2 separate regions of the Homo sapiens genome follow, and region 1 is linked to region 2. Evidence: chromatin loops called from intact Hi-C (ENCODE). Cell type or tissue: ovary. All regions are shown on one strand. Each heading gives the region's core, and the rest is flanking DNA. Links, peaks and the distances in the headings are about the cores only. Region 1 overlaps LOC100287944 (a long non-coding RNA gene). Region 2 overlaps POLR3B (RNA polymerase III subunit B).

Region 1 (5,380 bases), core at 274-5,273, 350 kb before region 2:
TTTCCAACTCTTAAAAATTTACTTGATTCAGCCTTTCAGCACCTTTATGAGGTTCCTCAGTAATATTCACTGTATTCTGATTGCTTAAATTGAGTCCATGCCGTTAGTCCTAGGCAGATGTCCCTCTAGTTGTTTAATATTGATTGACTACCCACAGTGGGACTCTTAGATTAAGCACACAAAATGGGCTCTGCCCTTTAGGAGTTTTTATTTACCCAAGAGCAGGAATGTGGGTCAGACCTATTTGCATCTCGCTGACTTGGAATCCCATCCAAACACCTCTTGGGAAAACCCAGCGCTTTGGGTGGCAATGTTGTAATGTGGTGAAAGAACCCGGACTGAGAATCGGAAAACCTGGTTTTTAGCCCTGACTCACTGTGTGAGTCTCAGAAGCTGATCATTTGTCAAATTCCTTGAAACCCTTCTGGCAACCAATTTTTTGTATCTAACAGGAAAACCCGAAGCTGAAAGACTCTAGTTTGAATTTTAACTCTGGGTGTACAGGGATAAATCACTTGCCGTCTTTGAGCACCGATTTTTCTCAACTGTAATGAGCATAATTATACCTACTTTGCAGTCAGTTGGAAGGGTTAAAAGAGATGGCTGTCAAAGTGGCCAGCAAGGCGGACCTGGCATGGAGTAGCCACTAAAATGTTAGCTGAACTGGAATGAAAAATGCAACCTTCCTTAGAAAGATGTGAAGATTCAGGGCTAAACATCTTGCTGTTCCTATGGATGCACAAATGCATGAGTTTTGTTGTTGCTGCTGTTGTTTTTAACAACAGCAAAGTGATTCCATTGTGCTGCTTTGGTCTTTAGACTTCAAAGTTAACATTTTAACACTGACATGCTGTAAGACAGTTTTCGGGTAGTGACTGTTATGTGTATGTGTGTGTAAATAGGAATCTAAAACACTCTTTCAGCACCCCCTTCCCATATCAATGCCTTTGCAATTAAGTTTATTGAGATTCACATGTCAGAGGAAATATATTCTCACAACCTTTCTTCCCACCACCTCCTTTTGCAGTAAGGCATTAATTTACTTACCAACATTTGATTAAACTCTTAAGGTTCAACCCTAGGAGGAGGTGGCGGTGGACAAAGGATTATTGTCATTCATCATCAACACATTTTAGTCTTCCCCTTGAGTTGCCTATGAAGGATTAGCATTTCCCTGAAAGGAGGAGGACAGAATAAATTGCGTCTACCGCCAAAGAACTGCCAGCTCCTTTCAGCTGGGGGCACATACCGGGAGCTTTTCCCATATTAGTCAGCTTTATCTCAACTTTTGGGCAGTGCCTACATCTGAATTTCATGGGTTTCAGGGTCAGTCAAAACAGAATTGTAGGGCTGTTGAGGTCAGAGGCCACCTCTGTCAAAGGGTAGTGACCTTAACAGCAAGAGGTAGCCAGTCTCCTCCGTGCTCCCTCCTCCCCCACCCCAGTGACTTCATTCCAGTGAATGCTTGGCTCATTGCACGCCCCCCTGCAGAGCTTTTTTTTTCGACCTGGTAATAAAAATCCTCTGTGACCTGGTATTTTTTTTTCGTTATTATTGATTTTCTTTTATTCCTGTTTCTCTATAGAATAACCAAATCTCAGTCATAGATAATGCACTGGTTTGTTTGTACGTTGGGAAATGACAGAGGGAAAGGTAGTCTGCTATTTATTTACAGTGAGCAGAATGCCACCTCTGGTTTAGGGGAAGATCTGGTGCCCAGCTTAGAAACTGCCTGCAGTTCGTGAGCACAAAAATTTTCCAGAACTTCTGAAACTCTCTTCCACCCCAGTAGGTTCTATTACCACAGTCAAGGTTGATTTTTAAAACTGCAAAACTGCTTAGGAGAGGGGAATGGAAGTTAGGATAGGGGTGGGAAGGTGGGAAGAAAAGTAGGAAGGAGGAAGAGTGTGCTTTAGTAGAAAAAGCACAGACAGGCTCTGGAGTAGTATTTCTTTTATTGTGTTTTAAAAATTAATATATAGAGAGAGACAGAGTCTCACTATGTTGCCATGGTCTTAAACTCCTGGCCTCAAGTGATCTTTCCACCTTGGCCTCCCAAAGTGCTGTGATTGTAGGTCTGAGCCACTGTGCCTGGAGTAATTTTCAGATCCCAGCTCTGCCACTTAAACTGTAACCATCAGCAAGGCATTAAGCTGCTCATAGTCTCCATTTCTTCACCTGTAAACAGAAGCGATTATGCCACTGGTATTGCAGGGAACTTGTGAGAAGCAGACATGGTGAGTCTAATGTGCCTGATACAGAGAAGACTCCAATAAATGGGAGACTCCGTGGATTAAGGCAGATCTATTTCAGAAATATGCCCCTGAGTGTGAGGTGAGGAGGAAAGAGTGTTGCAGACTTCTCATTTAAAGATCATCCTTCTGCCTCAACTATATTTTGGTTCTTAAGACATCTTGCAGTTTATTGTTTCTGAGAGGTGTAGCATATGCCAAGACCTTCTAGATACCGTCCCTCACGGGCACAGTTTGATAGTTCCTTAAGAATTCACTCTTTTAAACTTCACTCAGAGGCTTTTCTTTTCTAGGAGGAGACTTATAAATACCAAATATCAGCACTTCAGCTCTTTCTGAGTCTGATTCTCTTACCCCTGCTGTCACGGTCAGACCTCATTATTTTTCATAATAGATTTTAAACAGCTGGTTTTTAGCTCTTGAGGCATTTATGATGAGAAAGGGAGGCATATAACTGGGGAGTCCTATTTCTCCCGCCCACCAATTCTCTTCACCCACACTCCTTTCCTAGCAACAGCTCTTTCTTCATCTCTTGTGGCCCACGTCTTCCGTCCCACCTACACCAGCAGCAGCAAAATATGGGGGTGAGAGGGCGGCGGCGGGGTTGGGGGAGGTTGAGACACAGGAGGGGGATTGGGGGAAGAGCTTCAGGGAGGAGGCTGGTGAAGCACAAAAGGTTCTGACCTCCTTGGAACAAGAGGAAGCCCCAAGCACTGTGTCCAAGCTGGCTTAGCTTGGGAGGCTGCCAAGGAACTGAAGCAGAGAAGTTCCAGGTTAGAAGGGCAGGCAGCAAAGTGGTAGGGAGGTGGGGGTGGCTGAAGGGCGAACAGAACAGCGCAGTTTAGGGAAAGGTTTGTCAGCTAAGGGAAAACTATGCACAGTGTAGGTTACTGTGGAGTGTCACTACTTGCACAGAGCATGGTTCTCCACTCTGGACAGACAACACTGCAAGAGAGAAACCTGGGCCACATGTTCAGGGAATAGTAGTCCCTGAAGTTTAGAACTTGAGGGTGGAAGGGATCACGTTTCTTAACCTTGACTGCATATTGAATCACCTGGGGAGCTTAGAAAAATACTGATGCCTGGGTCACATTCCAAGTCATTATTTATTGTGGGTGGGACCTATGCATCAGTATTTTTATCTTTACTAATTTATTGAGACAGGTCTCTGTCACCCAGCCTGAAGTGCAGTGGCCCATTCATAGCTCACTGTAAGCCCAAATACCCGGTCTCAAGTGTTCCTCCCACTTTAGCCTCCTGAGTAGCTAGGACCGCAGGTGCATGTCACCACAACTGGCTAATTTTTAAATTTTTTGTAGGGATAGGGTCTCACTATATTGCCCAGGGTGGTCTCAAACTCCTGGCCTCAAGTGATCCTCCTACCTCGGCCTCCCAAAGTGCTGGGATTACAGGTGTGAGCCACTGCACCTGGCTTATACTCAGTATTTTTAAAAAGTTGACCAGGGAACTCTAATGGCGCCAGGGTTGAGAGCCACTGACATCCAATCCTACTTTAGAGCAGGAATGCCCCCTCTACAACAACTTTGGTGAAACCAGAATTTGACCTCAGTTCTCCCTCACTTCAAAGTCGCAAATGGGCCAATTTTTTAAAAGCTTATATTGATGATGATTTGCATACTTAAGGCTCTTGCCCGAGTCTGAATTCTATGCCTCTGCTCTCACTAGACTTCAGAGAGCTTTCCCCTAGGCTTCAGAAGACCTATGGCAACCCTTCCCCAAGTCTCTTCCACTGTAATAATGGGGGTATTTATGCTATCCCTCTTCCTAGGATTTAATTTATATTCTTTTTTTTTCTTTTTTGGTTTTTTTTTTTTTTTTTTTTTTTTTTTTTGAGACAGGGTATCACTGTCACCCCAGCTGGAGTGTAGTGGCGCAATCTTAGCTCACTGCATCCTCCCACCTCAGCCTCCCAAGTAGCTGGGACTACAGGCATGCACCACCACACCTAGCTAATTGTTGCATTTTTTGTAGAGGCACCTGGTCGCCCAGGCTGGTCTCAAACTCCTGAGCTCAAGCTCAAGTGATCTACCCACCTCAGCCTCCCAGAATGCTAGGATTACAGGCGTGAGCCACCATGCCCAGCCTTAATTTTTTCTAATCTTGCAAGTCTGCCTTTAAACAGTGCAAGAGGTTGGGACAAAATAACTGTTTTTGCTGTCTTTCCTTCTCTAGATTCACTTCAGACATTTTGACTTTACTTTAAAGCAAATATTAAGGCCAGTTTTGAAGAGAGAGGAAAATTGCCAAACACTACTATCCAGAGTTGTGTAAGGGAGGATGGGGGTTGGACTCATGAGCCTCACTCTGTGTTATAGCACCAGCTGGTGGAGCCAGTGCCTTCTCTCCTGTGGCTCCCTGCCTGAATCACTGCCCAGCTGCCAGTCTACTCCGTTTTTTGTTTTCCCTAAGCGGCCCGTCCATCCTCCTCATCCAGATCTGCCAGCCCTGGTCCATCAGTGCAGACTGTAAGTTGGAATGTCATAATCATGTAACACAACTGCTTGAGGTCCAGAGTGGGGAGGTGAACCATTCAAGGTCACATGGCAGTTTCCACAACTCCCCCTGGCCCCCCCACTGCCATTTAGGTTGGGCTTACTCGATGGCAAACATTTTGGGTTGGTCTGTGCCTGGGTTTCAGTCTCAGAGGGGCCACAAATTCTCTTTCTACCCAGAGCTGGGGTGTACTAGAGGCCTGACAAAGGACACAGCAGGATGGAATCTGAGGACACCACAGGCCTGCAATGTGGGTGAGCCATCCTGGCTGCTCTTCATGACTTCAACCAGTTTCAAGCTGGCAGAGTTCTTTTCAGAAAAAGCCCTAAGAGGGGAGGGTCCCTTTATTGCCAAGATTCTTCTGTTCTTCCCCTGACAAGTGACTGGCCCCACTCCCAGCTGCCAACCTTGCCCAAATTTCCCATTCTGGTGACTGGCTGGGAGCTATCAGAGGGAAAGAAGGTGCATTTGAGTCATGTGCTCACAGCAGCTGTTGCCTTTTCCTATTCAGATCTTTCCCAGTTCTGAAGTTGAAAGTTTTAAAACAATTGGGAACATAGGTACTGCTCGGTTCCCAAGAGGTAGGCACCTTGTGCTCTGGAGAGAAGGCCCAG
Region 2 (5,380 bases), core at 255-5,254:
TAGCAGCTATTGTTTTTACACATTTTTGCTAACACAATACCTTTTATGTCTTTACATTGTTTATAAAGCTATGTTTTCTTGCACATGGGAACCCTCTTTTTAATTCTAATTTTTTAAGCAACAGGATCAGCTCTCCTTTCCCCCTCCTTACTCCATTCCTTATTCCTCTAAACAATCAACTTTTTTTTAATGGACTCATTTAACACCATGGTTTTTCCGAAGTAAAAAATAGTAAAAATGGGATTGATGGTGAGGATACCCATAATTCCTTGCACAATGGTCAATCTGAAGGTGGCCAAAAACCAAACTGCTAAGTAGTGGCCATTAACCAAACAGAGCTTCCTCAGTAGTCCTGATGCTAATTTTTTTTTCTAGAACCTAAAGTTACTATAATTTCATAATTCTAGTTTTTAAATTTTAGTTGTGGTACTATCTGCTGTGATCATCCCAGCCGCACTATCTCTCATCTAGAAAACTGCTACAGCTTCTAGCCGGTCCACTCTTCGCCTGTTCATCTCCACATCAGATCTTTCTAAACTAAAAATCAGATCATGTCACTCCCCTGACTAAAACTCTTCAATGGTCTTCTGCTGCATGTAGAATGCCAAGTCTCTTCCCATGGCACACAGGGCTCCAGATGATCCAGCCTCCACCTGGGTCTCCAGTGTCATTTCTTACCATCCTGACACCTCACTCACTCCAGCCACACTGACCCTCTATCAGTTCCTCCAGTCCCTAAATTCATTCGTGCCTTAGGAGATGTGAACTTGGTTGTGTCTCTTGCTGGAATGCAGTTTGCAAGGCTGCATGAGAGCAACTTCTCCTTATTCAAATATCGGCCTGCACATATGTGGAAATAACGAGATGAATATAAATGGTTCCTTTCCTCAATGAGCTTACAATCTAAAAGGGGGAAGAAGCATGGAAGTAAAGAATTACATGTTAATTTAGCATGCAAATAAAGACTTGAATAAACTGTTACTGGCCTAAGGAAGACAGAGCAACTAACTGCACCTAGGAGGTCACAGTTTCAGAGAGGGCTCAAAAGATGAATAAGGAGGAGCTCCTCTTTAGAGAGAGGGTGAAAGGGATATGAGGGAGGGGCAGCTTCGGTAGAAGGCATAACTCAAAGGAATAGTGATAGAAGAGCATTATGGTATGTTTGAGAAGATGTAAGTGCCTCACTTTGGCATGAGATGAGGCCGGAAAGGCACAGAGGGGCACGATCATCAAGGACCCTGCAGGCTCTGTGAAAGAATCTAAACATCCTTCTACAGAGGAAACTGTGCTTATGAATTCCATGGAGGAGTTTCAGGGGAAGGGGAAGGAGGCAGAGAACCCCTCTGTCCCACCTCAACCAGAAAGGCTCAACTTTTATCTGTTTTAATATTGGGATTCCAACTGAGAGTTCATGCTTTAAAAACTTTGAAACCTACATCTGAAGCTCAGGTCTGCTGCGGATGCTCCTGGGAAAAGGACCTGTGCTTCACTTAATCACACAGAGAATGCTCAGGAATGTGTTGGGATTGCTTTGTACCAAGTGAATAGGCAGGCACATGGCCAGAGCCTCCAGACAGATGGGAGGGGCAGCCAAGAACAAGAGAAGGCACATGGAGGATTCAAATGTACTGACGCTGTGTTCATTCTTAAACTGAATGGGAATATACAAGTATTTGCTTTATGAGACTTAATGCACACACATTATATATAGTGGTGTGTATGCAATTTCTCATAACTAAAAAGCACATACACAAACAGGTATATGTCAATTTCTGCAGCAACAGACACATTTAACTGATTAAATTCCCCCTTAAGTCAAAGGGCTTGGCAGTAATGGTCAAATAACATTCTCGGACATAACTGCTTTGAAAATCTGTTTCAAACTAATGACAGCAAACCACACCTTTATATAACTTCTTCTGAACTTGCAAAACCTGACTCCAAACTTGCCTGTGACAATGATCCCCAAGGAAGCCCCACTAAGCATAAATTCACAGAGTCCTGAATAGTTTTCAGGGCAAGAGCTTCCAATGGTTTAACTTTAAACTGCCAGTTAATAAAGATATTTGTATATGCATAGAGTGTCTCTGGAAGGATAGAGGACAGTATAGGAAAAGTGACTTTCTGGAAAGGAGAACTGGGGAACTGAGTCAGAGGGAAAAGAGGGTCAGAGGTGGGTCACTTTTCACTGCAAATCTTTTTGTTTAAAATTCTTTTTGCTATGCTATTTTTTTAAATGTTTACTAAGAATGACTTCTGCTATTTTACAATATTTATTATTTTTACTGCTAACATTACTTTTTAAAAATCATAACACTTTTAAAAAAATTAAAGATATTTGTTTAAATTGGTAAAATAAATGAATAACCATCAGAATAACAAAAGAAGTGTCTTGGGCTTTGCAAAATTTCATTCTAGGCCAGTGGTATCATTCACAGATACATATCTCCTGGGAAAATTCCAGGGGACTCAGAAAGTAGTGTCCCTAATTAGGAGCATGCTAGTGCTTTATACACCCATATCCCTAAGTTACCATATCTTTAGTTATTAAGGAAACTTGGCATCCTCTTTCCATCAACCATACCATCATCCCTCTGTGACAACCACAAAGACTGATCTCATAAGTAGAATTGTCACCAACAACATAGACTCTAAATTCCTAAAAGATGATTTGGCTGACACATCATTCCCTAACTTGGTATCTTCCATTAACCACATCACATCTCACTGTAGTGACCTCACTGCTTTCAGAGGGAGCCATTCAAATAGCCTAAGTACAAGAGTGAGAAGATCATATTTGTGTGTTGAAATAATTTTATTAGCACTGTGGAAGATGAATGGAGTTGGGGTGAAGCTAAGAACAGAGACACTTGTTAGGAGGTTACACTGAAGTTGAAGGCCTGTGCTCTAACAGTTACACTGGAAGTAAATTAGAGATATATTTAGGAAGTGGCACAGGCAGGATTTGATGATTTGATGAACCTGATGTGTAGAGTGAAGGAACAGAAAGAGTCTGGAGTGACATAGAGGTTCGTAGCTCAGCAGCATGGGTAGATGGCACTGTTAACTGATTAAGACAGCAAATGAAGAAAGAATATCAGAATTCAAAGGGGGCTTTAAAGTAAACTATTTTAGAACATGTAATTAATTGATTCATTACTACAACAAATATGTGATGAACATTATATCTGGGGCATCTTATTAGTTGCTAAGTTTAGTAAGATGAACAAGAAAGATACAGTCTCTGTCCTCATGAAGCTTCAAGTCTACTGTGAAAATGAAGGGACCTCTGCTGCTTGCAGCATACTGGGTTGGATTCTCTGAGGAGTCTGGTTACTACAATATGACTAGATTCTGGATAAAACATATTAAAAATGAGGTGAAGCCATGGTAGGGAGTAGGGAGCAATAAGCAAACCCAAATGGCAGAGTTGCCCTGAGAATAAATACTGATATCAGCTTAGGGACCTGGAGACTAAATCAGAGTTCAGTGACAAGATGAAGGATGTGAACTTGAAACTCATAATCCTCAGAATCATGTAAGAAGACTTAGAAGTTCCAGGTCAGCACTATTCCCTGAAAAAGAAAATACATATCCCCAAAAGAAAGTATCCCTAGAATAACACCCAGGATCAGAGCTCAATTAAATATGAGTTCATAAACAAAGATCACTAAACTCACAAGGAACCAATCTATCTTGAGTAAGAGTAATCAAAAACAACTAACTCAGCAGCTTTAGAACATTAGATACTGGAATTACTATATTTCACTGATTGGAATTTTTTTTTTTTTTTTTTTTACTTTTGTATCCCATCCTGAACATGGGATACATCTTAGCACTGTGTCATAATTTAACTGGTGATGTGTTTTATTTCTTAGTGGAAATAAAAATAGTGGTCCACCTGATAATTAATGGCATATTAGATTCTAGATGCTAAAATACAGTTATCAAATATGGAATTAAAAAAAGCTATGTAAATCTATGAAGAAATAAAAAAAACACACAAAATAAGATGATCAAAGTGACCACAAAATCATTCTTCTAACTCTTCTGAATGTTTCAGAATTTTCATCATAAAATGCAAAACCAATAAATTACCAAAAATATGTGAAAAAGACTTCTATAAAAGTAAACAACAAAAAACTCAATTACTGAACATGGCTGAATAGAAAATGAACTAAGAGCTAAATTAGAAAAACAATCGCACAGAATGCAGTAAAGGAACAAAGATAATAGAAAAAAGAGAACAGAAAAAAGGGAGAATAGGCAACACTTGAAGAGATAATAGCTGAGAATTTTTCTGAACTGATTAAAGACATTAATCCTTGGGTAGCAGGAACACGCACATACCAAGCAAAAAAAAAATAAAAGAAATTCACACCAAGGCATATCATAAAGAAAACTGCAGAATAACAAAAGCCAAAAGAATATCTTAAAAGTACCTAGAGAGATAAGACAGAACACCTGTGAAGGAACTACAATGGTTCTGTGCCATTCAAGGTACGGTATACATCATTCATCTAATCCCATAACAATCCTATAAGGTACATGGCATGAACCCCATTTTTACAGACAGGGAACCTGAGGCAGAAGGAGGTGAAATATTTGCCTAAAGTAAAAAAATAAAAACAAACAAATAAACTAGTAAATGATGGGAGATAATAAATATCTCCACCACCAAATGGTGACACATAATAAATATCAATCTAGAATTGTACATCTAACAAAATTCTCACTCTAAAGGCCTAAACTTAAGAGCTAAAACTATAAAACTTTTAGAAGAAAACATTGGGGAAATCAAGACACTGAATTTGGTTATAATTCATGAATATGACACCAAAAGCACTGGCAACAGGAGAAAATAATAGACAAATAGGACTCTTTCAAAATTAAGAACTGTTGTACATCAAAAGACACTGTCAAAAAAGTGAAAAAACAACCTATAGAATGGGAGAAAATAATTGCAAATCATATATCTGATATATGTATGTATCCAGAATATACCAAGAACTCCTACAACTCAACAACAACAAGAAAAAAAATTTTTAAATGGGCAAAGGACTTGAATAGACATTTCTTCAAAGAAGGTGTATAAATGACCAATAGGCACATAAAAAGATGTTCAACATAATCAGTTTTTAGGGAAATGCAAATCAAAGTAGTAAAAAGGATACTTGTTTACAGTATGAGAGCTGAAACAAGAAGGCAGAACATTGCCTTGTTAGACTGCAAGTAGGAATGTGTAGTGACTCAAATTTTTTGCAGTTCTGCATATGCCTGCAAATGGCCAATAAAATGCCGCTGAGTACAGATTTGGAGGTTGAAAATACATTTTAGCAAGTAGACAAATTTGCAAATATGCATAATGTGGCTCAACTGT

Evidence for each region. Hi-C counts contacts between places; a loop is a spot of excess contacts. Peaks named below come from ENCODE experiments on the same cell type or tissue, not always from the same donor. Only the 100,000 strongest peaks of a DNase experiment are listed, where the experiment ranks them.
Region 1: a loop joins it to region 2, with 2.3 times the contacts of the local background. A loop is called at or near these places in 1 of 110 quality-filtered maps.

Annotation. Positions count from the first base shown.
Region 1 is chr12:106,764,154-106,769,533 of GRCh38, reverse strand. The region is part of intron 1 of LOC100287944 (a long non-coding RNA gene); the gene reads left to right. Among named protein-coding and RNA genes, the nearest start is that of RIC8B, 7.8 kb to the left of the region's middle. In ovary, for the core only: no CTCF peak of the experiment used is centred there; DNase peaks (open chromatin) are centred at 2,983 and 4,613; H3K27ac peaks cover 1,301 bases.
Region 2 is chr12:106,412,640-106,418,019 of GRCh38, reverse strand. All of the region lies in intron 12 of POLR3B (RNA polymerase III subunit B), which reads right to left. Among named protein-coding and RNA genes, the nearest start is that of POLR3B, 58 kb to the right of the region's middle. In ovary, for the core only: no CTCF peak of the experiment used is centred there; no DNase peak of the experiment used is centred there.